Regions from separate parts of the Homo sapiens genome. Here regions 1, 2, 3, 4 and 6 are each linked to region 5. Evidence: chromatin contacts called from ENCODE Hi-C or POLR2A ChIA-PET data. All regions are on one chromosome and are shown on one strand. Each heading gives the region's core, a stretch centred on a gene start or an enhancer-like site at or near the end of the contact. The rest is flanking DNA. Distances are from core to core; before and after follow the strand shown. Region 1 holds the start of SMAD3-DT (SMAD3 divergent transcript). Region 2 overlaps SMAD3 (SMAD family member 3). Region 3 holds the start of KIF23 (kinesin family member 23). Region 4 overlaps SMAD3 (SMAD family member 3). Region 5 holds the start of FEM1B (fem-1 homolog B). Region 6 holds the start of AAGAB (alpha and gamma adaptin binding protein).

Region 1 (3,319 bases), core at 368-2,867, 1.2 Mb after region 5:
GCCTCCGGGAAGGAAAGTCCAACCCCCGGCCAAACTTCGCTCGCCTCGCTAGCTTTGATGCGCAGATCCCTCCGCCTCTGCGGCCTCACCGCCCCGCCACCCTCCTCCTCCCGGCTCGCCGCTCGCTCGCTCGCTGGCTGGGCCGGCCCGGGGCGTGCGCCGCGCTCCCGCTCCCGCCCGCTCCCAGTCTGTGTTTCATGCAAATCCGCGTGCAGCCTCCTTTCCAAGTGCTGTCACCGCCCCCTCGCCGCCGGGGCTCCCCGCCTCCTCCCCCGCGCCCCGCCACCTCCTCCCGCGGGCGCCCTGCCCGCCCCCTGCTCCGGGGAGGGCGCCCGGCCGGCCACCACCCCGCGCCCAGCACGCCCACGTGGGCGACCCGGGCGGCGGCAGTCCTGGCTGGAGCGCGCGGGACCCTGCGCGGCCCCGACCTGAAGTCGGGCGGGCGCGGGGAGGAAGTCCTGGGAAACACGGCGAGAGGGGCCTCGGGCGGGAGGGCTGAGCGCGGCCCGTGGCGTCCGCTCTCGGAGTCCACACTCGGGCGGCTCGGTTGGAGTTGCGGGCCGGAGAGGGTTGGACTCGCAGCAAGTAAGCGTCGTCCGGACGCGAGTGCACCCTGGAGAGGACCCGAGCCCGAGAGGGGGCGCGCGGAAGGCCCGGGCCCAGGAAGTTGGGGCCCGCACTTGGCCTCGCGCTTGCTGATCCCCGTCAAGGCCCTTGGCCGGCGCCGGCGCCCCTGGGCTGTTTTTATTCTCTAGTCGGTGAGATCACACCGGCCGAGAGCCTCGGGAACGTGTGCGGAGGAGGAGGGGGTGAGAAGTGGGTCCTCAGAAGTGGAGAGCTGGGGACACCAGTGACAACCTGGACAATGGCTGGAGCCAGGGGTCTCTTGAGCCTTGTGAACCGAGTGCCCGGCAGAAAATGAGCCTCAAGGACATCTGTTGAGTTCTTGAAGGAATGAATGGAGGGGCTTTCGAATTTATCTTTGAAAGAAATTTACATAACAGGGTGTTTGTTGCTGGATCTCCTGATAGAGAAGGATCGGAAATTTGATAATTGCCAATAAATGGAAGAGAGTTTTGTTTCCAAAGCAATGAACTCACAAAAAAGTGGGGCAAGACAGGAGTTTTCGGAGAGTTTGTGTATTCAAAAAAAGCAAAACAACAACAAACCAATTGGCACATTGGGGAGCTCCGCGGCTTTTCTCCCCACCAAAAGAATTCAGGGGCGTCTGCCCGCAGGGCCCTCGGCGGTTTTCAGGAGCTACTCCAGGCCCCTCGGCCTTTCTCTTGCTGCCTCCCGCAGCCGACTAGCCGGTGTCTAAGCCCTTTGTTTGTTTTTAACAGCAGGAATCTCCCACCCCCACCCCTGCTTTGTTAAAAAAAAAAAGTTATCTGGAACCCTCAAGTGGGTGGGGAGTTACAAAGCCCTGTGAGGTGTGGCGGAATCCACAGTCAGCCCAGAAGCGGCAGGGGCCCTTGCCTTGCTCCGGAGAACCGCCTCCCACAAGCCAATCCGCAGCTGCTGCTGCAGAAGTGCGCTGTGCTCCTCACCCTCCTCTCTTCCTAAATACCCGCCTGAAAAGGAGAATACGTGAAAGCCAACTGAGGCTTGACAACCTGGCTTCCGTTCCTTGCTGGTCCTCCTGTTAACGCGCTGCCGCTGTGGTCTTAGGTTTCACTCTCCTCTTCCCGTCCGTCAAGAGAGACAAGGATGACACAATCCACATTTATTGATTGCTTTCTTCATTCCGGGTAGTCCGCCTGCTGCCCTTTGATTCAGTCTTAACAGTGGTTGGTGAGGTAGATGTTCCTGTGCCTCACGTTTACGGAGGCACAGAGAGATTACATTACTTACTCAGGGTTCCAAGTGGCAGAGCTGGAATTTGAACCCAATACTTTGTTGAAGCCTCAGTCTCCGATCTTGAGACTGCACCCAGCTGCCTGGGTCACGGAAGGCAAAGATGACATCATTGATCGAGCTCTTTGCAAAACAGTTCTCTACACGGGCACACTGTTGTAACACTGCAAGGATTATTTGCTCACCTGTAAAATGGGGCTAGAGGTAGCTTCCCTCGCGATCTCCTAGGGTGGCTGTGGGAAGCTCATGTGAAAAGGTTTGCATTGCTAATGCCATGAAAAGTGGTGGAGGGAGGTCAAATAAGTTTAACACACATTGACGGAGCAGCTCTGAGTTGCAGCCCTCCTATTCAGTTCCTGAACTTCCAAAATAAAAGACTAAGGTTTTCAAGGCGTTCACAGCCTAGAGAAGCATCAAAGGGTGGGGATGAGGATGATGTGACTGAGTGGGCAAAGATGGGCAGGGGCCTTGCAGTCATCATCGTCCAGTAAAGTGTTAATCTTAACCTGAACAAGTCCAACCATTGAGAGGTAGCCAAAGAAAGTAAGAGGGGCTCAGGATCCATCAGTGACTGGCCTGGCTTCCAATCCCGGCTCTTTCTCTTCTTCCCCTTGGGCAGCGTCCGTTCTCTCCGCTGTAAGAATGGAGCAAGCGGTTCTCACTGTGCAGAGTGGTGGATCCAGAAAGAGCATTGTAACTGTCCTCCTGTAGTTCAAGTCCTTTATGTTACAGAGAGAGCAATGTCTGCTGAAGGAGAGTGATTTGCACTGTAGAGGAAGAGCGTCAGAGAGATTTGAGGATTACATGTAGTAGAAGGACCTGACAGGTACTTCACCCTGTAAAATCATGGTATGGGAAGGGGCCCTCATTCAGCCCTCTCATTTTCCTGAGGGGAGGAAATAACTAGGCAGCCAGCTAGTTAGTGTGGCAGAACCATGCTTCCCTGCTGGCATCCGTGTGACAAGAACAGCTGTGCATGCAGAAAAATAGTGCTGGACCCACCTACAAGTCTAATAAGTGCCATTTCTGGGCTAGTTCTTTCTCCTCAGGCCTGTTTCTCCAAGAGAAGTCCCTCCACTGGGGGACTAAGTCCAGTTTCAGAAAGCTCTGAGGAGGGCTGAGGAACTGATTCTTCCAGTGCTGAGAAGACCCTGCATGTTCTCTTGATCTTGACTTTGGGCAGTGAATGGGTGGGCTGCTCTGGATGGGTACAACTCTGTTCTGGCACCTGGTCTTTTGGGGCCCAGCCATACCTGCTTTTGCAGAGGTTGTCCTTGGGAGGGAAACATTAGCCCAGTTAATTTTTCACCATGGTAAGTGCAAAGTTCAGGAGAGGTGGGATGGAAGTGGAGACAGCAACTGTTTCCCTGGGAATAGTCCATCCTATGAACAGTTCACCTCGTGAATAGACACATCAGAGGGTTTTCGTGTATTTGGAGTGGCTCCCAGGTAGGCCAGCCAC
Region 2 (3,714 bases), core at 1-2,500, 1.2 Mb after region 5:
GCCCTCAAGGGCTTTCAGCACTGATATAGTCTCCCCTCCTAGGGCGCATTTCACACCAATTAAGGATCCACAAGCCCATCCCTTTACCTGAATGAGATATTCCAACTTAGCTGCCCCTTCCCAGTTTGACCTTTTCTGTTAATATTTTAATGCAGAGAGATGTGTCCCATCAGATTTCTTAGGCTGTAGATACTGATTCCCTTCAAGGGCTGTTTAGATGCTACTGCTGATGAAGTGGCAGGACAGGATGCTCTCAGCCAAAGACAGGGACACTCTCTCACCAAAGCAGCAGGGAGTAACACACACCCCTACAGCCTTCACAGCCCCTAGAATCCACCGGGGCAATGCCAAAGAACTGACACTAAGGTATGCTGGAGTTGGCTAAGGCCTCTAACTTAGTTTCATGAAAAAAGTGTGGGCATTTGTAAGGGCCTGTTTAATCCATTCCAGCTCCACCCCCCTGCACCACCCCCCACTTTGTACTGTGAGTTTCTGAGCAGAAATAACCAACTACAGATGGTTTCACTACTTCAAAGATGTTGAGAAACCACTGACCCAGAGATAGGAGGGAACTGGAACTCCAAACCTCAGGGCAACTACTCACCACCAGCACTTGTGGTGACCAAATCAACACACTTCCAGAACCTAGAGCTGTTCTCTGTGTATGTGTGTGTGTGTGTGTGTGTGTGTGTGTGTGCACGCTTTTTTTTTGACCAACCACTATCACTTTCCACCCAGAACAGATGCCTGTAACACTGAACACAGCTTTACATAAGCATCTATGGCTGTGATTCTCAATCCCGGCCACATACCGGAATCACCTAGGAAAGTTAAAAAACATGGATTTCCCCAGGCCGGCCTGTAGAAATTTGAAATTCACTGGTCTCCAGGGGTGGTCTGAGCATCAAAATTTTTAAAAGCAGCCATGGTTGAGAACCTTCCATGGTAACACCAACAACCAATTGCAAATCATGAGGAATCAAGAATCCTAGCCCTCACAGCCCACCCTGAACCCCAAACCTCTTTCCATCCTGTCCTCAACTGCAGGCCCCCATTTCTAGTCCAGAGTTGACTATACAGTGATTCTGAAACTATTCAAATGAGTAATAGAGTCATTTCTTTGAATGCAAGTGCAGGAATCAGAGTTTTTAAGGTGGAAGAAACTTTAAAATCCTGCTAAGCCAACACCTTCAGTTTATAGAAGAGGAAGCCAGGGGCCAGGGCAGAAAAGTGACTCACCCAAGGTCCTGAAGCTGGTTCACAATGAGGCAGACCTAGAACCCAGGCCTGCTGCCTCTAATTCTCTCTCCTCCACACCAGAGGAGCCCCTATGGTGACAGCCGCTGGACAAAAACGGTGACAAAGGATGGGTCAGTTGTTTACTGAGCCGTATGCTTTCAGAGGCCATCCTCTAAATGCTTCACCTCTGAAATGCTCAGTCTCCTCACTGGCCTTAAAACAACTGAGGGCAAATATAGCCAAGATAGTGCTTCTCTTTAAAGATTCCCGAGCATCCTAGTCGATCATAATCCTCAAAGAATATACTTTCCGGCTGTCTGAGGTTCATGAAAAAAGCCATTAGCACAGAGTCTAACCCAGGTTTGAAAGGGCACTCTGTTGAGCAGCAGGTCTGAGGGACTGAAGCCAGCAGTAGATTCTAGTTTCTTACGGATAAGAGAGAGCTGATTGTTGGTTTCCACATCTCTAACCAACCTGTGAACACGTTTCCCTTCCTTCCTGTATTTTTATGGCACTACGGTTGGAATGCAGCCGGTGCCTAGAAGCACAGAAAACCTGTGCTTCAGGCTAAATTTGAATTCCTCTTTGCCTGCAGACTGATTTCCCCTACCCTGGGAGTCGGTTCTCAGGGGAGGTCTCATTTCACCCTGGGACGCTCCATGAGGGCAGAGCTATGTGTGACCATCCTCATCAGCAACGCATTGCAGCTCCTGGACCACTGTGTCTGATGGCACCACCACCAACAAAAGAAGCTCAGTAAATATGTGATGAATTAAACAACAATGATAATACAATTAAATAGGTCATTAAGGAATGGTTCCCCTCTGAAGGCAGAGCATCAGATGAAAACTTAGATTTGTCCCCCAGGAAAATATATGCATTGAGAAAACAGCCAAAGGCAAGAAGCCAAGGAGAGTTCAGAGGGCTATCATGAAAATCTGAGACTGGCCAGGCACGGTGGCTCATGCCTGTAATCCCAGCACTTTGGGAGGCCGAGGCAGGCAGATCACGAGGTCAGGAGATGGAGACCATCCTGGCTAACACAAAGAAACCCCGTCTCTACTAAAAATACAAAAAAAAAAAATTAGCCAGGTGTGGTGGCAGACGCCTGTAGTGCCAGCTACTCGGGAGGCTGAGGCAGGAGAATAGCATGAACCCCGGAGGCAGAGCTTGCAGTGAGCCGAGATCGCATCACTGCACTCCAGCCTGGGCGACAGAGCGAGACTCCATCTCAAAAAAAAAAAAAAAAAAAAAAAGAAAAAAAAAGAAAATCTGAGAACGGATACACAGATTCTTTCAGATTCTCCCTTCAAGCTTGTCATTTTGTAGAAGAGAAGACCAACACCCAGGAAGTCAAGTTGACTTCCCCAAAGTCATAAAGCCCATCTCCACCAGCAAGAGAGGCCAAGGACCCTCAACCTCACCCAGAAAACAGGATGCTAAGATCACAGTTTCTTTGGGTCTCATTTTATTTGTTCACTTGCTAATTCAACACTTTTTAGAACCTGGGGGCTCCAGTAATCATGAACATCAGAGTAGGTTGTGTGAGGAGAAAGAAGAAGAAATGGCAAACATTCAATTTCAGATATTGTAGGGATGTTCAGGTATTGTCCAGAGAGCAGCTGGAGCTGAGGGGTCCCTAGCTCTGGAGAACTGCAGATCTGGAAGATATCCCCACATTGAAAGCACACGAAACCCAGGGAGAGCAGAAGTAGTTTGAACTGCAATTCTGACTCAGCCCAGCTGGGCAGAATGATGTCCAGCATATGGTTTGATTTTCTCATCGTTGAAGTTAAAGCAGATAGCAAAAAATAAAAATAAAAAAACACAGTGGCCAAAAGATGACATTTAAAAAGATCCCTGGATCAAAGCCTTTTTGTGAGTACTGTTATTTCATCCTCCTCCTAACGGTAACCACTTCCCACATGAACCCCAGTAAGGCAACCGTGCAGCCCACAAGAGAGATAGAAATATGACCACACTTCCCTCTTATAAACAGGCGATGGTAAACATCTGAGACCACTGGTCCACAGCCGTGGTTAAACAAAGGGTTGGGGGCACCCTGGCATGGCCGTCAGGGCCTCCGTCTCCCCAACAGGCTGACGCTCTATGAGTGGTGAACTTGGACCATTAACTTCAGAACTGAGGCAAACAGAACCAGCCTCGCACTGCGGCAACTTCGTCTGGTTTCATGCCCCGGCTCACCTGGCCACTGCTTCTGGAAACTGAAGAATTTTCCAGGAAAGTAGCTGTTGGTTCCAGGCCCATGCTCAAAGGCACCTCTCTCTGCTCCACCAGGACAAGACGGCAGGAAGACAACTTACGTATTTACTGGAGTGCCCACCCCATGCCAACCCTCACCTCTTGGATCAGTAGCAGTGATAGATTCTTTTTTTAAACAATCAGAGCAAAAACTGTAACTCTTTTAATCAAGCAAGAAAAACAAGAAGACCTCAAAAAACTAATTAACTCTGA
Region 3 (3,410 bases), core at 88-2,587, 1.1 Mb before region 5:
ACAAATTATAACTGCCCACACTTTACAGACTGACAAGCGATTAACTTCAATACACTATAAAAATGCACATGGAGGAAACCATTCTTTCGTCAAGGGTTACGCCTGTACTTTCAAGGAACAACCAGTCATTGAATGCTCAAAACATTACTCTTTGTCTCCAAACAAAATCTGGTCCCAAACTGCCAATTTCTTGGTTTCTTAAGTAGGGGCAATCAAAAAGTTATTTTGATTGATTTCACCATTTCTCTAGCATCTCATCTTTTTCCCTTCACATTTATCTATAGGCTAGATATACATTTAACACATTAAAATTAAGTAAGATTATTGGCTTCGACTGTAGTTTAAAAATATTTTTCCAAACATATTCTCAGATGAAACACAAGCAAATTCGTGTTATTCAGTGCAAAATACTTTGTGGTGGGCTTAAGTTAAACTCAACGTATATTTCTTATATATAATTTTTTTCATCTAAAGATTTTGACTTCGGCCTCTTAATAAACAAGTTGTCTTTTGCAAACGACTCCCTAAATGGTAATAAAGCCAATCCTCTCCTTTGCACGACAAATATTTCTTTACCCAGGAATGATGCTGCGCCGAAAATATTAGCTTAGGAATGTGGGCGGAGGTTCTCTGCGGCCACAAAATACAGCAGAAGTAACTGGCCTGTGTAAGCGGATGGGCTCGGCCTCAAGGACAGGGTGCTCGGCTGAAAAAAAAGCTAGCGGCGATCACCGGTGCCAGGGCTCTCCAGAAACGGAGCCCATCTAACCAATGCCCAGCACACTCGCTCTGCTCCACACACGAGACCACCTCCGACCCGCACTAAGTTGGCCAACTGCACTCTGGAGGCGGCGGCAGCCAGCGAGGGAGAAGGGAAAGGCTGTCCCGGGACCCCGAGGAGGACTGCCCCGCCCCCGGGAACCGGGTGCGGCGTAAAACAACCCCGGCTCCGGGCCGACCCTTCCTGGCCCCTTGGAGGCCCAGGCGGGGCGGCGGGGGGCGACGCGGCAGGGGTCTCCGCGCCCAGGCTCCCGCGGAGCGGCCACACGTGGAGGTTCCCACTTTGGGGTCGCGGCCGCAGCAGCACCGGGCGGGATGCTGTCCGCGCTGCCCGCGTACGGCCGCGGCCTGAGTGGAGACGCCTGCCCCCAGCCCCGAGGCCTCGGCCCCCGTCCGCCCTCTCTCCCTGCTCGGCGGCCTCGTACTCACGCTGACTTCATGGCAGCAGGCTCCACGCCGCCCAAACGCGCATGCGGGACGGCTGGCTGGCGAAGACTGCGGGACGTTAGGACCGGCAGCAAGAACTAGAACTTCGCGGCTAAGGCGCGGTGCTCTGCGAAGCCGGCGGCGACGCTAAGAGCCCAGGTGAGCTCCCGCCTGGCGCATTTCAAACGGGCCAATCAGCGCCCGTCCGCAGGGAGAGGCAGGACCTCCGCGGAAGTGACTTCGCTGCCGGAAGTGGCGCTTGTCTCCTAGGCGACCGACGCTGAAAGGGCCGCGGAGTCGCGTGTCAGGGCTGGAGGGAGATCTTGAGGTATGGTATTTAAACTCTTCCGCCTTGCGATGACGAAACTGAGGGTTTCTTTTCCTCCATCACAAGAAGTTCAATGGAAGGGCCTTTCCAGGGTTGATTCAGAGGTCGGAATGTCGTTCTGGTGAAAAGTGTTGTATTCCTGTGCTGTGCCCTGCTCCAAGTCTCAGGCTCCGTCTCTCTGGCTCCCAAGTCACCACATTATCTTGGCGTCTTTTCTCTCTCTGATTCACCTTTCCTGGGTTTCCCTCCAGCTCTGTCCTATATGTACATTATTTTATCAAATCTTTTTTTTTTCCTTTTTTATTTTTTGAGGTGGAGTTGCTCTGTCGCCCAGCCTGGACTGCAGTCTTCAGCTCACTGCAACCTCCACCTCCTAGGTTCAAGCAATTCTCTTGCCTCAGCCTCCCGAGTAGCTGGGATTACAGGCGCGCACCACCACGCCCAGCTAATTTTTGTATTTTTAGTAGAGATGAGGTTTCACCATATTGGCCAGGGTGGTCTAGAACTCCTGACTTAAGGTGATCTGCCTACCTTGGCCTCCCAAAGTGCTGGGATTACAGGCGTGAGCCACTGCGCCCGGCCTGTTTTATCAAATCTTGATTGTGTTTGATCCTGGCCTTACGGAGATGAATAAAATTTGGTCCTTACCCTTAAGGGGCAACCTTTTGAACCTACTCTTGCCTTAGATGAACTGATTCTATATCACTTCTGTCTTTGACCCTAAGCCGATGACTACCAAATACACATCTACACCTGGGCTCTCATGGAACTCTAGCCCCTTCTCAACTTCCTAAAGGACCACAGCACTGGTAAGGATAGTCACAATGTCCTTGGCCAATATTGTTGGTGCTCAGGAAACGACACCCCAGAGTATGGCTCTTTGGCACACTGAGTGCTTTGAACTAAAGAAGACTGAAAGTGCCTCAGAGAAGCCTTAAAAGCAAAGTCTGTCTCTGACTTTCTCCTGCCCTCTTGTCTCCCACCCCTCTGTGTCTCCTAAAGCAAATAATAGAAACCAGAATTTCTGTTCCCCAAGGCGGGTCATGGAAACTAGAACCCCTTTTCTCCCAAGCAAGCCAGAAACATTATTCTAGAAAAACCTAGAAATATTAATCTAGCCTTCCCCCACCTTTTTGTGTAAGAGCTGGCCATAAAGACATTCTTTGATGTACCTTGTCATAAGACCCTCGTTCCAAAAGGGTCTTGCCCTACACTCAGGAAGAAGGAAAGCTGCACAGAGAGGCCAAGAAGAATCTGAACAGACAGGACTTGCTGGATTCCTCCTTCAGTCTGTTACTATTAGATCATACTCCTTTTGTACAATCACATTTCTACACAGCTGTCCATTCTTCATCTCATCTAAGCATAAAAATGGACAGCTTTCCCTGGGTCTTTGGGTCTTCATTTCTGAAGGCACTTACATCCCATAAAACTGTGATTCAATAAGTTATCCATTTATCTTGCTAACCTGTTTTTTGTTATGGTAGTGTCAGCTGTGACCCTTAAGATGGGTAAAGAAAAGTATCACACCTTTTCCACCCCTACATTGCACATTAGGATGGTTCCAACTTTTCCTATTACAGATACAGCTATAGTGAATGAATGTGGAAATTTATACAATGCAGGTAAATATGTAGGAAACATTTCTAGAAACAGAATTGCTGAGTCAAAGAGTATACATATGTGTAACATTTCACAGATATTGCAAATCATTCTCCATAAAAGCTGTCCAAATGTACACTCCCACCAGCCTGTATGAGAGTGCCTATTTCTCCACAATTCTCAAAGTGTTATCAAACTTTTCAGTAGCTACCAATCTATTGATATCTCATATCAATTGGTGAGAAAAAACATGTAGTTAAATTTTTCATTTATT
Region 4 (3,736 bases), core at 1,191-3,690, 1.1 Mb after region 5:
CTGTCTACTGTGTTCTGCAAAAGGCTGGGAAAAGAAGAGGACTCTTTTTTCTTTTTTCCAGTTGAAATAATTTAGACTAGTTTTCTCCCTAATTGCTGCTGGGAGCAGTACTTGTTACACAATACAACTGCTATAGTTGTCACCGGTGATCCTCTACCGGGAGCTAGATCATCTTATATCCCAGGGGGAAGATGACAGACCTCTTTGTACCAAGCCTGCAATTTTCAAAGGTGTAAAAATATTTTAATAGCCCTTTTCATTTGCCTATGTTGGCCTGAGATGTTTCCCTTCTGGTGAATTTGCTTCTGTAAATTTCAGCTTGCAGAAGTGCTGGCAGGTATCTCTTCAACAAAACCTGGAAAAGCTTCACCTCAGGAGAGAGAAGGGAGAGAAGCAGTTGCTGGGTCTCACTCAGGTTTCCCAGTCAATGTGCCAGCCCAGGATTTTTAAAGAAAATATATAAACCAAACATTTAAAAGAGCATATGATAAAGTTGATTTAATGAATGCAACTGACTACATAAACCAATATAGCCGTATGCATCAGAATCTGGAGCAAGCTCTTACAGATGACTGGAGACGCACCCAGTGTGGTGCTGCCTGAGACCAAATGCCATCCCACGACAAGGGCCTCCTGCTTCATGAGAACACTTACCGTCATTCGAATCTCTTTGAGATTAATGTGATAATAGACACTATACATTGCATATGCACTGGGCCTCAGCAGATCCTTCCAACTTTTCAAAGTGAAAAAGGACAAACGTAAGTGAGTTTTTAAAGAGGTGGCGCTCATCGATTTTTCCCGCTGTCCTGTGTGCAGGTTCTGCTGAACACGCACCTCCCAATCAGTATGTTCTGAGAGGGGAGGGAGACAGACAAAACTCCCTCCCTCCCCATCCCAAGTCTATCCAGCTCACAAGGGGCAAGGTCTGCTGGAGTGGTGGGGCGGGGCGGGGCGGGGCTGGGCTGGGAATGTTCACTGGAAGAGGCACTGTCACAAGCGTCAGAGAGCTGGGCATGAGGTCTGCATGGCCCTGCGGGCTCTTCCTACCTAGAACGCCCTTCCAAGGTGAACTCCACACTGCAGTCCTAGACAGAGGGGTGTTTCTGGTTGGACTGTGACATCCCAGAAAGCTGTCACTCAAAAAAAGAGTCTGGGGGGAGGGGGCCGGTGGTGTAATACTACCTGTTCTGCTCACTTAAGCCACCAGAGCAGACGCCATTTCTTGCCCTTCAAAGTGGGGCCAAAGGGTAAATGTGTTTGGCAGACACAGCTGTTCATAACATCCACCTCTGGGTTTGCTCGTGTGTTTCAGAAAACAGGTGGGTGCACCCCTTCAGTTGAGGGAGAAAGATTTCTTCTTCCTTGACAACAATGGGTTGAGTAGAGTTCCAATTTTCTCCACCTCCTGCATGGCCATTTTCCCCAAGCCTGCCCTCCCCTACCATACTTGATGTCTCTAAGACACACTGGAACAGCGGATGCTTGGGGAGCCCATCTGGGTGAGGACCTTGTCAAGCCACTGCAAAGGCCCATTCAGGTGCAGCTCAATCCAGCAGGGGGTACTGGTCACAGTCTGTCTCCTGTAAGAAATAGGGAAAGGGGTGGGGTGGGGGACTTAAAAAATCTCCAGGGGGTTACACAAGTCAGAAAGCTTTTTCTGCTTTGGTGACAGTCATCTTCCCAAAGATGCTGTTAGACGCTGTCCTAGAAGCGGTACCAGTAACTTGCTGAAACTACCCGGCCAAACTCCTCTACCCAGGGAGGACTTTGAGTAAATTAAGTTCTCTTGAGGGGGAAGGAAGTCGACTTTAAAGAGTTAAACATGTAAAGTCAATGGCAAAGAGTTAAATATGTAAAGTCAATTGCAGGGTACCCCAGAGGCCCACCAGTTACTGTAACAGGCCCCCTAATAGAGGAGACCTCCATCCTGAGCAAAGGGCTTCCTGGCTCCCATCTGTACCAAACGGGCACGTGCCGCTCCCCTATCTCGAAATCTGGGCCCAGCCCCAGCAGGCGACGATGACGTGTGTCTGTCTGATTGAGGGGTGTTTTTTACAAAGCGCCAACAGTGTCCGCATGCCTTCGGTTCCCAATGTGCTGATATAATTCTCATCTACGGCCTTATTTTGGAAAATCTTACAAGCAGAACGAGCCATGGAACAATTACTGGAAAAAAACAAGGCACACCACACGTTTCTTTTCCCCAAAGCACTTTGTCTAAATTCAGGCTGGTTGATGACGCAGCTTGCAGGCAGGCTCCCAAAGGCCTCCACTGAGCAAAGGCTATCTGCTGAGGCTGGAGTCGCTGGTGCCAGCTGGAGGTGAGAGGTGTGGGCCCTGGGCCCTGCTTTCAGCCACCTCACAGAGAGAAGAGCTGAAACCTTACTCTCCTTGGCCCAAGAGGCAGGAGGACGACAAGGCTGTTCTGGGAAGGGGCCGCGCCCGCCCGTCAGGCTGCTGTGCAGTGCTGCCAGGCAGCGGTGACGCGGTGGGCCACAGAGGACTGGGTGTGCTGGCAGGACATCCCGCGTGGTGATAGTGTCCCCAGGGAAAGGCTCTGCCACCAAAGAGCCTCTTCCTAGCACTTGGAGCGGGAGAGCTGCAATGCCACACCAGGAACAGTGTTGCTGTCTTGAAGGCACCACCCTCCTTGCTTGGCCTCTACTTTGCTTGTGTAGCAGGGAGGTTGAGAAATGGGCCTGCAGACAGACCCTGGGGTGTCTGCACGAGCGAGGGTACCTGAGTGTGGCCCTCCAGACTACAGTCTGGTATAAGAAGAGCAAATGGACATCCCCTTACTCTTTTCCACTGCAGTCCATCTTTAAATATTTCCCTTCTTCACTAAAAAAAGATTAATTTTCTAACCTTTCACTCCTGTTCCCTAAATGAGCTAAGCCAGGGCTAAAAGATTGCTTAAAACATTTCTCTGGCTAGACCTTTGGGCCTGGGCTGATCTCTTCAGGCCATAACATAGTTGTAAGTTCTTTTGAGGTCTGACCACTTTGATTGCTCCACTGGTCACTCCTGGATTTCAGAGACACCCAAGAAACCAAGGGGCTGTGTTCCCTGACACCCTGGGGCAGACACAGAAGAACAGCAGCTAAAATACGGTAAGTGGAAGAGGAGGATTTTACAGGATGAAATCCTCTAATGAGAATCTGACTTTCCATAAGTCATGCTCATCTGGATTTCATTACAAACGGTGGCCCAAGGCCAATATTGAAATGGGTTTGGCCTGAGTGCAGCATGACTGCAAAACAAAATGGATTCCAAACATCTGGAAAAATGAAGAGAAAGGGAGAGTAGCTTGCAAGGCGCTGGCTCTAGCTGACATGTGGGCACCTCTGCATCTGCCGCAGGAGCTGGCGGCTGGCAGGGGGGAGTGTGGAGCAGAAGGCGGGGGCACACAGCCCTGCCTCTCCGCAAACTTTGGTCCGTGAGTGGAAAGAAAAGGGACTGGATTCTCTAAACCCAAAGCAGGATGGCCTGAGAGATTCAACCAAGCAGACCAGGTAGACCTGACTATATCAGGGCCATGTTTAAACCAGTATCTAGGGCCGGGCATGGTGGTTCACGCCTGTAATCCCAGCACTTTGGGAGGCTGAGGCAGGTGGGTCACCTGAGCTCAGGAGTTCGAGACCACCCTGGGCAACATGGTGAAACCCCCTCTCTACTAAAATACAAAAAATTAGCCAGGCGTGGTAGCACGCACCTGTAGTCCCAGCTACTTGGG
Region 5 (3,526 bases), core at 301-2,800:
TCCCACATCAGGTCCAATGCCATCTTAGTAGCCAATATATCTACACCGAGCAACGTGGAGGAATCAGAATCATGTCTTGAGATGTCTGGCTGCGTGACAATCCCTCATGATGCTGCAGCTGCTGCTGGTTCTAGGTGCTTATTTTGACATTAAAGCCCAGCAGCCCACTGAAGGTTTTACGGAACCACTCACTTGAAGGGAGTAAAAATGGATGCCCAAATAACTCTTTCGGAGTTCTTCAATGTTAACCGCTGACCTCCTTAATTTCTGATCAGTTACATCACCAGTTCCACTAAAAGTAAAACCTGGAAAGGCAGCCACCTCCTCCAAATGGCTTGTTCACAGACTATCTAGTAGAGAAGACGACTATTAGATTTCAAGGCCGAGGGTGTGGTTATCTTCCCACAGAGGGAATGAGGGGTAGGGGCTGATGAGGACGGGCAGCAAAACATGGGATGGATTATTAGCCCTGGAAGATGAAGTGGGCATTAGTGGGGCAGGAGGTGGTACAAAAAGGGGAGAAGTGAGTACCTACATGAAGAGAGGGTAAGAGAGGGTGAGGGAGGGGAGGGCCCGTGAATTAACGAGTCCGCGCGCGTCGGAGAGAGGCTGGCTTGGGATGTACCTACCCGTCGAAGCGGACGGTGCCAGTCTGCTGAGTCTGCACCCGGTAATGTTCTAAGAGCAAGCGTACCACCTTTGCGTGTCCATTGCGGGCTGCGATGATGAGGGGCGTGGAGCGCTGCCCTCCCTGCTGGCTGACATAGCCAAGCAGATAGCGGATGTCGCTTTCAGACCGGTTGAGAAGCAAGGCGGCCAGAGTCAGCACCTTGCCCTCGCTGGCCGCCTTGTATACATAGCCAGCCAGGCCCTCCATGGCCGCCGCCAACTCCAACACCCGTTTGGTCGCCACCGCTGCAGCTGCCGTGCGCCCCCGGAGGCCGCGTTCGCCAGCGCTTTAAACCTGGGCCCTCACAGCCCATTCAACAGGGCGCCGTCGCCGCCGCCGCGCCCAGGCAGCAGTGCGGCCCAGGGAAGGCGGAGACGCAGAGGAGGCCGAGTGCCGCGAAGGGCACGTCCGCGACCCAGCCCGCGCAGGGAGGAAGGCGGTCAGGGCCGCCCGCCAGGTCCCAGGCGCCGGCCCTGGACCGAGGGGATCTCCATGGCGGACGCCGCCCCGGGCCTCAGGCCGGACCCCTCCTTCCTGCGGGATGCGACAGGCGCGTGCCCGAGCTACGGGTCGCCGGCCGGGTCCCGAGAGGACCTCGCGCACCCCGGATGGCGAAAGATGGGCGCGTCTCTCCTGACCCGGCCCACCCGGCCTAAGGCCTAACACTGCCTCCTCCTGCGCTTTCCGCCCTTCGCCGTCCCTGACTGGAGGAAACCTGCAGGCTCTCGTCCGCCGAGCTCAGAAGTGCCAGGCGCTGCCAACGGCCCCGGAGATCCTCGCGTAGGGGCCCCCGGGGCGATGCGGAACGCTCCCGCAAGAGCGGCGCCGGAACTTGGGCGGGGAGGAAGACGAGCTTTCGCAGACAGGGCCGGGAGGAGAGGGCGGGAGCGGGAGGGACGCTAAGTGGGGTGTCTCCGCCTAAGCCGACCGGCGGGCACACGCGGGCCCGGTAGAGAAAGGTTCTGCTGCGCGTAGTTGGCCCATCCCGTTTGGGCCTGGATGTCCTCAATGTCCTTGACTCCTGGAACCTCCTCCTGGCCCCTAAACGGCCCTGAGGGTCTCCAGCCAGGGAGTGGGGGCGGAGTGAGGGCGCTAAGCTGATGGGCTAAGGAGACCACCCTATTTTACTATAGACGGTGCGGGTCCTGCTTCTGCCCCTGAGCCGGGGTTAGGGAAGGGGTTGCGCGTACTCGGAGGGTCCATTTCAGGAAAAGGGCGGCGTTTCTGAGTTCCCGAAATGTGGGAGGGCTTGAGAGCCACAACACCAGGCTCTGAGAAGGGACTGGAAGTACGGCCTGACTTTCCCGGAGAAAGGGGTTAAGTGTGAGAGAAAGATGGGAGCGAAGGGGAGCTGCGCTCGCGGTGGAAGGAGCGAGGTATCCTGGGAAGGAAAGCGAGTCCCGCGTTCAGACAGAGCAGGAATCTCATCCTGAGCCGGCAGAACCTCCGTTTTCTCACAGACATCACAAGATTGTTGTTAGGATTTGAAACGATCGTTTATCCAATGAATATTAGAGGTCGACTACGTGCCAGGCTCTGCTTAGCACTAGGGATTCAGTAATGGAACAAATAAGTCAACAAATGATAGACAAGATCAGTTGAACTGGTATCATTACCATTTGCTCTGAAGCAAATGAAATAGAATGATGGGGGCACTCATTTAGTTTGGGTGATCAGACAAGACCTCTATGACAAGTGACAAGAACAGACGGTATTCTAGGCAAAGGGGACAGCTAATATAAAAGTCCTGAGGAGGGAACAGTCTGGTGAGCTCGGAAACAGAAAGGTCAGTGTGGCTGCAGCAGAGTGGGCCACAGTAAGAATGATAGATGAAGTCAGAGGATGCAACACACGTTAGGGCCTAATAACCCATAGCAAAGGGTTTAAGTCTACTCTGTGATGGGGGCATTTGAAGGGTTTTAAAGAGGGAAGTGACAAGATGCTATTTGTGTTTTTTAAAAAGATCACTCTGGCTGCTGTATGGAGAATAAACTCTGGAAGGCAAGAGTAGATAGGGGGACAGGCCTTGGATTAGGATGGTAGGAGTGAATGGTAGGTGATGAAGCTTCTGGGACAGTCTCAAAAAACTCAATATGAAAGTGACTTCCTCCCTCTTCCTCCCTTCCCCAAAGGACAAAATTTACCATAGAGAAAGAACAAATGCATTTATGTGGCTCCAAGGGACTGGGCTCGGCTCAACAAGTTCACATACATTATTTTATTTGAACCCCACCATTCCAATTCTAGGAGGTAAAGGCCTCACTTCCATTGCAGCTATTGGTGGAGGTGTGGGTCACTTCTCAAATTCTCTCCATTCTACAGCTCAGCTTTACCCACTTATTGCAGATCCCTACAGAAACACGAGTTATTTTTCTCCTTACCATAAACAAAAACAGCATTGGCAATAAGGGCTGAAGGTAAGATTCTACTGGTAGCGTCTCTGAAATAGCTGATAGAGAAGTGGGGGAAGCTGGCTGGTTTATTTGGGGACTTCAGGGTCATGAAAAAACCCAGTGTTTGACAGGGACCCAGGCTTTTTGGTCTCGGATTCACACATTCAGATGTGTGATGACTTCCTTTTCTGGCTCCATACGGCAAGCATGCACCTCATCTACCATCTGTCTCCTCTCTGCCTTTCTATCTCTCTCTGTCTCTCCATATCTCTAACTCCGTCTCCCTACCACCCTCCCTCTCCTCTGCCAACACACTTTGATTACCTGGGCACAAGCTGACCTGGAGGAGTGCCTGGCTCTTTAGAAAAACCATCTCCTCATAGCCTTTTACCCTATTATGTTCCTGAATCATTCTACATTCTATTCCGAACCAACTTTCTGAAGAAGGTGATGTAAAAAAGTC
Region 6 (3,609 bases), core at 772-3,271, 1.0 Mb after region 5:
GTCTCCATTATTGTTCTAATTATTTGGAATCTATAAAAAGAGTGGGTATGTGCAGCAAAGAATTAACCTTACCCAAAGAGGGGTCCAGTCTTCGCTCCTGGCTACTGGGAGGTGATCTCTAGGCGCCTGGGATGTCCTGCCTGATAGAAGTGTCTTTGTCTGTGGGCTTTGGCCACCAGACAGTCTATCAACATGATTTATAATGGGTGTTTTGATCCACGCTGTATCAGCTCAGACCTCTGGAGCAGCGGGAAACTAAAAGTATTCAGGAGGGGCTGGAGATTAATGGTCAACCACAAGGGCAGTGTGAGATTGAGCCCCAGTAAAAACTCTGGACATCAAAGCCTCAGATAAGCTTCTCTAGTTGCAATATTCTATGCATATTGTCACATATCATGGCTGGGAGGAAGTAATGCAGGTAATGACGTCAATGACTCCACAGGGATAAGATGACCAAAAGCTCTATGTTTGTACCCCTCCTGGACTCTGTCCTATTCATCTCTTTCCTTGGCTGATTAATTTGTATGCCTTCACTATAATAAAATTGGAGATGTGAGCACAGCACTTCCCTGAGCTCTGCGAATAGTTCTAGTGAATCATTGAATGTGAGGGTGGTGATGGGGCCCCTAAGTTTGTACCCAGCTGGTCTGAAGTGAGGTGGTTCTGGGGACCCCTGAACTTGCAGGTAGTGAGTGTTGAAGTTAGGGCAGTTTTTTGTGGACCGTTCCCTCAGACTTCGCAGTTTGGCTAAACTCATTGCTGCGTGATGGTGAAAGTGAGGGTGAGAAAAGATCAGGTAAGATTAGGTATGATTCTTAATGGGGAAGTCTATGAAATTGGTGAGTTCAGGGGCTTGTATTTGGGAAAAGGTACATTTAGGGAAGTCTCTCCTAGATGGGAGGTAAGAGATCAAAATTCTGCCAGAAAAATTAGATCCCTTTGACGAGTAAGACCCACTTCAGACCAACTGAGTGACAGTCCTGACAGAGTGACCTTAGACAAATGACTTCAAGACTTAGTCAAATGCAGCTATTATATATGTGATAGTTAAAACCGATGATATATGTGGAAATATCTTAAAGTTACCTCACATAAATGTGAAAACAAAATGCCATGATCATTTCAGAAACATCTGAGTGCAACTATTACAAATTGAGCTGTATTGGACAAGACTTTCTTGACATTTCCCCTCTCAAATTAAAAAGGTCTTTCACTAAGTTTTTAAATGTCACATTTTTTCATTCCAAGTTATCTTGATTTTTCTGTGTGTTCTCCAATGAGGAACATTTAGATCTAAAAAACTGGGGTGTTTAAGAAAAGCAATTCACATATTTCAATTTGTCTCCAAATTTCTTATCACCTCCTAGAGTGTCCGATTTGTCTCTCCTCCACTCCCGACGTCATGGGTTCAAATTTTTCAGAATATAACATTTAAAAATGATGCCTCAGCGTGAGGTTAATTTTTCTGAAGTAAAGGTTCCGGGTGAACGGTTTTAGAGTTTTCCCAGAGGCAGAAAGTCCTGCTTCTGGGGCGTAACCTACAGGGTAAGTCACCGGGAGTGTGCTGGGCCGTGGGGGAAGGTCTGGGTGGGCATTTTTGGGAGCCTCTCGCGAGTTGGAGGGAGTCTAGGGGCGGCGCACCAAATGGGTGAGCGTCGGTGAATCGGCGCGCGGGACCTCGCTCGGAAGTGGCGCGGCTGGGCAGGGCAGGGCCGGGGGAAGCCCGTTTCCCACCTGGATTAAGATGGATCCGACAGGGTCGTGGTTTTCAGTGTTCTGTGCCATGGCTAGGTCAGGGAACGGCTACCTCCGCGGAGGCGCGGTTTCCAAGCACGGAAACCTTCAGCCGGAGCCGCTCGTCCCCATGGCAACACCGCGCGCGACCTGGCCTGTTCCACGCTGGGAGCGGAAGGGGGTCTAGGGGCGGGGTCAGGCCAGCCTGGTCATTCCGAGAACGCCCTCTCCGGCCTGTCTCCCCCTCGCGCCGGCGGCCGTGGTGCAGCCCAAGGCGGAAGCGGCTGCCTGACGGAACCGGCTCGCGAGCGCAGCTATGGCTGCTGGCGTACCCTGTGCGTTAGTCACCAGCTGCTCCTCCGTCTTCTCAGGAGACCAGCTGGTCCAACGTGAGTAGATAGGCGCCTGGGCCGACCTCCAAGGCCCCTGAGCCTCAGCGGGCGACGGACCCAGCACCACGGCCTCTCTGGGCCTTGTCCCCGCAGCGGGCCCTGCGTTCTTCCTCCAGTCAGTGGAGGCGCCCAGTCTCCCCAGGTGGCTGCCCCTATCTCTTAATCTCGTGCTTTTCTGCCCACTCGGCCTTCTTCGGCGTTCCTTTCGGCTTCCTGTGTAAAGTGAGACTGATTTCCCGCTCTGCTCAGCCCAGGCCACAGGTTTTTGCGAGGATCCGTTGAGATGAACCTGAAGGCTCTCCGGAAATTGCGCTAGGTTACAGGAGTGTAAGGTGCTGGAATTGTTGATATCGTGATGTTGTTATCCTTGCTGCTCCGGGAGAGAGTGTTTACTCTGAATTCTGAAGTTTATTCTGCGTATTTACTCTGAAGTTTATTCTGCTTCTTAATGTGTACATTATAAGACTTGTTAGCTTTGTCCGCTCCACTCTAGTTATTCACGCCTTTCATCTGAGGCATGGGCTCTCCGCCAACATGAGTTTTTGGGTATGATTGGGCTAGTGCTTTTGCTTGTAGACCCTCATAATGGCTGTCAGACTTACTAACTCTTAAAAGAGAGAACATGGGACTGGATAATAAGCCAACTCTACTAAAGGGCTCTGTGAAGTTGAATTATAGGTAACTCAAGACTTCTGTTTTAAGTGTATGGCTTAGAATCAGAGCAGTGACTTAGCTGTATGATCTCGAGCAAGTCACCTAACCTACCTACATTCCTTCCTTCTTTTCTTTTTTTTTTTTTAAAGAGACGGGAACTTGCTCTGTCGCCCGGGCTGGAGTGCAGTGATGCGATCATAGCTCACTTCAGCCTCGAACTCCTGGGCTCAAGCGATCCTCCTGCCTCAGTCTCCCGAGCAACTGGGACTGCAGGCTCACACCACGAACCCTGGCTAATTTTTTTATTTTTTGTAGAGCCAGAGTCTTGCTATGTTGCTCAGGCTGGTCTCCAACTCGTGGTTTCAAGTGATCCTCCTGTCTTGGCCGCCCTAAGTGCTGAGATTACAGGCGTGAGCCACTGTGCCTGGCTACCCTTCACTTTCTCTTTTCTCTCCTTTTTTTTATTTTTGTTTTGAGATAGGGTCTCACTCTGCTGCCCAGGCTGTAGTGCAGTGGCGTTATCTCGGCTCACTGCAACCTCTGCCTCCTGGGCTCAAGCCATCCCCCTACCTCAGCCTCCCAAGTATCTGGGACTACAGGTGTGTGCCACCACGCCCGGCTAATTGCCCCCCCCCCCCCCCGTCATACGGGGTTTGGCCATGTTGCCCAGGCTGGTCTGGAACTCCCGGGCTCAAGTGATCTGCCTGCCTTTGCCACCCAAAGTGCTGGGATTACAGGTGTGAGTCACCACCGCGCCCGGCCCCTTCACCTTCTATCTATAAAATAGGGATAATTTTCGCAAGATTGTGCTTATCCCCGAGTCTGGCAC

Evidence for each region. A loop is a pair of places that touch in the nucleus more often than their neighbours do. ChIA-PET counts read pairs that join two places held with the same protein, here RNA polymerase II (POLR2A). Pooled maps may share reads with other maps.
Region 1: a loop to region 5 is called in a pooled map, with 4 times the contacts of the local background. The contact joins the promoter of SMAD3-DT here to the promoter of FEM1B in region 5. A Hi-C loop is called at or near these places in 2 of 168 maps with a recorded cell type or tissue (gastrocnemius medialis and psoas muscle) and 7 of 50 pooled maps. POLR2A ChIA-PET finds 5 or more read pairs at or near these places in 1 of 52 experiments (PC-9).
Region 2: a pooled map shows a loop between it and region 5 (5-fold over the local background). The contact joins the enhancer-like site here to the promoter of FEM1B in region 5. A Hi-C loop is called at or near these places in 2 of 168 maps with a recorded cell type or tissue (gastrocnemius medialis and psoas muscle) and 4 of 50 pooled maps. POLR2A ChIA-PET finds 5 or more read pairs at or near these places in 1 of 52 experiments (activated T-cell).
Region 3: a map of CD4-positive, alpha-beta memory T cell shows a loop between it and region 5 (14-fold over the local background). The contact joins the promoter of KIF23 here to the promoter of FEM1B in region 5. A Hi-C loop is called at or near these places in 3 of 168 maps with a recorded cell type or tissue (CD4-positive, alpha-beta memory T cell and naive thymus-derived CD4-positive, alpha-beta T cell), 1 of 37 single-sample maps with no recorded cell type and 10 of 50 pooled maps.
Region 4: a loop to region 5 is called in a map of gastrocnemius medialis, with 3 times the contacts of the local background. The contact joins the enhancer-like site here to the promoter of FEM1B in region 5. A Hi-C loop is called at or near these places in 1 of 168 maps with a recorded cell type or tissue (gastrocnemius medialis) and 2 of 50 pooled maps.
Region 6: a loop to region 5 is called in a map of CD8-positive, alpha-beta T cell, with 8 times the contacts of the local background. The contact joins the promoter of AAGAB here to the promoter of FEM1B in region 5. A Hi-C loop is called at or near these places in 2 of 168 maps with a recorded cell type or tissue (CD8-positive, alpha-beta T cell and natural killer cell), 1 of 37 single-sample maps with no recorded cell type and 9 of 50 pooled maps.

The regions. Positions count from the first base shown.
Region 1 is chr15:67,062,480-67,065,798 of GRCh38, reverse strand. It overlaps SMAD3-DT (SMAD3 divergent transcript), which reads left to right and starts at 1,617. Exons shown (of 6, transcript NR_135686.1): 1 at 1,617-2,683. SMAD3 (SMAD family member 3) reads right to left here and starts at 197. Exons shown (of 9, transcript NM_005902.4): 1 at 1-197. RefSeq lists a silencer at 1-420, enhancers at 1,179-1,949, 3,107-3,251 and a cis regulatory region at 3,173-3,186.
Region 2 is chr15:67,082,852-67,086,565 of GRCh38, reverse strand. The region is part of intron 1 of SMAD3 (SMAD family member 3); the gene reads right to left. Among named protein-coding and RNA genes, the nearest start is that of SMAD3, 19 kb to the right of the region's middle. RefSeq lists enhancers at 2,797-2,876, 3,347-3,466. Within about 2 kb of position 1,250, at least 10 of the 41 ENCODE cell types and tissues checked have a DNase peak (open chromatin) inside an H3K27ac peak, as active enhancers do.
Region 3 is chr15:69,412,276-69,415,685 of GRCh38, reverse strand. KIF23 (kinesin family member 23) reads right to left here and starts at 1,337. Exons shown (of 24, transcript NM_001367805.3): 1 at 1,210-1,337. The coding sequence starts at 1,220. It overlaps KIF23-AS1 (KIF23 and PAQR5 antisense RNA 1), which reads left to right and starts at 657. Exons shown (of 2, transcript NR_132971.1): 1 at 657-1,534. RefSeq lists silencers at 938-1,017, 1,048-1,167.
Region 4 is chr15:67,188,260-67,191,995 of GRCh38, reverse strand. SMAD3 (SMAD family member 3) reads right to left here. Exons shown (of 9, transcript NM_005902.4): 9 at 1-1,583. The coding sequence ends at 1,460. Among named protein-coding and RNA genes, the nearest start is that of SMAD3-AS1, 43 kb to the right of the region's middle. Within about 2 kb of position 2,440, at least 18 of the 41 ENCODE cell types and tissues checked have a DNase peak (open chromatin) inside an H3K27ac peak, as active enhancers do; they include gastrocnemius medialis, where a contact is called at or near this core.
Region 5 is chr15:68,275,769-68,279,294 of GRCh38, reverse strand. It overlaps FEM1B (fem-1 homolog B), which reads right to left and starts at 1,550. Exons shown (of 2, transcript NM_015322.5): 1 at 630-1,550. The coding sequence starts at 877. RefSeq lists enhancers at 711-910, 653-1,554 and a silencer at 941-1,270.
Region 6 is chr15:67,253,073-67,256,681 of GRCh38, reverse strand. It overlaps AAGAB (alpha and gamma adaptin binding protein), which reads left to right and starts at 2,021. Exons shown (of 10, transcript NM_024666.5): 1 at 2,021-2,123. The coding sequence starts at 2,051. It overlaps IQCH (IQ motif containing H), which reads right to left and starts at 1,896. Exons shown (of 21, transcript NM_001031715.3): 1 at 1,735-1,896. The coding sequence starts at 1,785. RefSeq lists an enhancer at 1,961-2,280.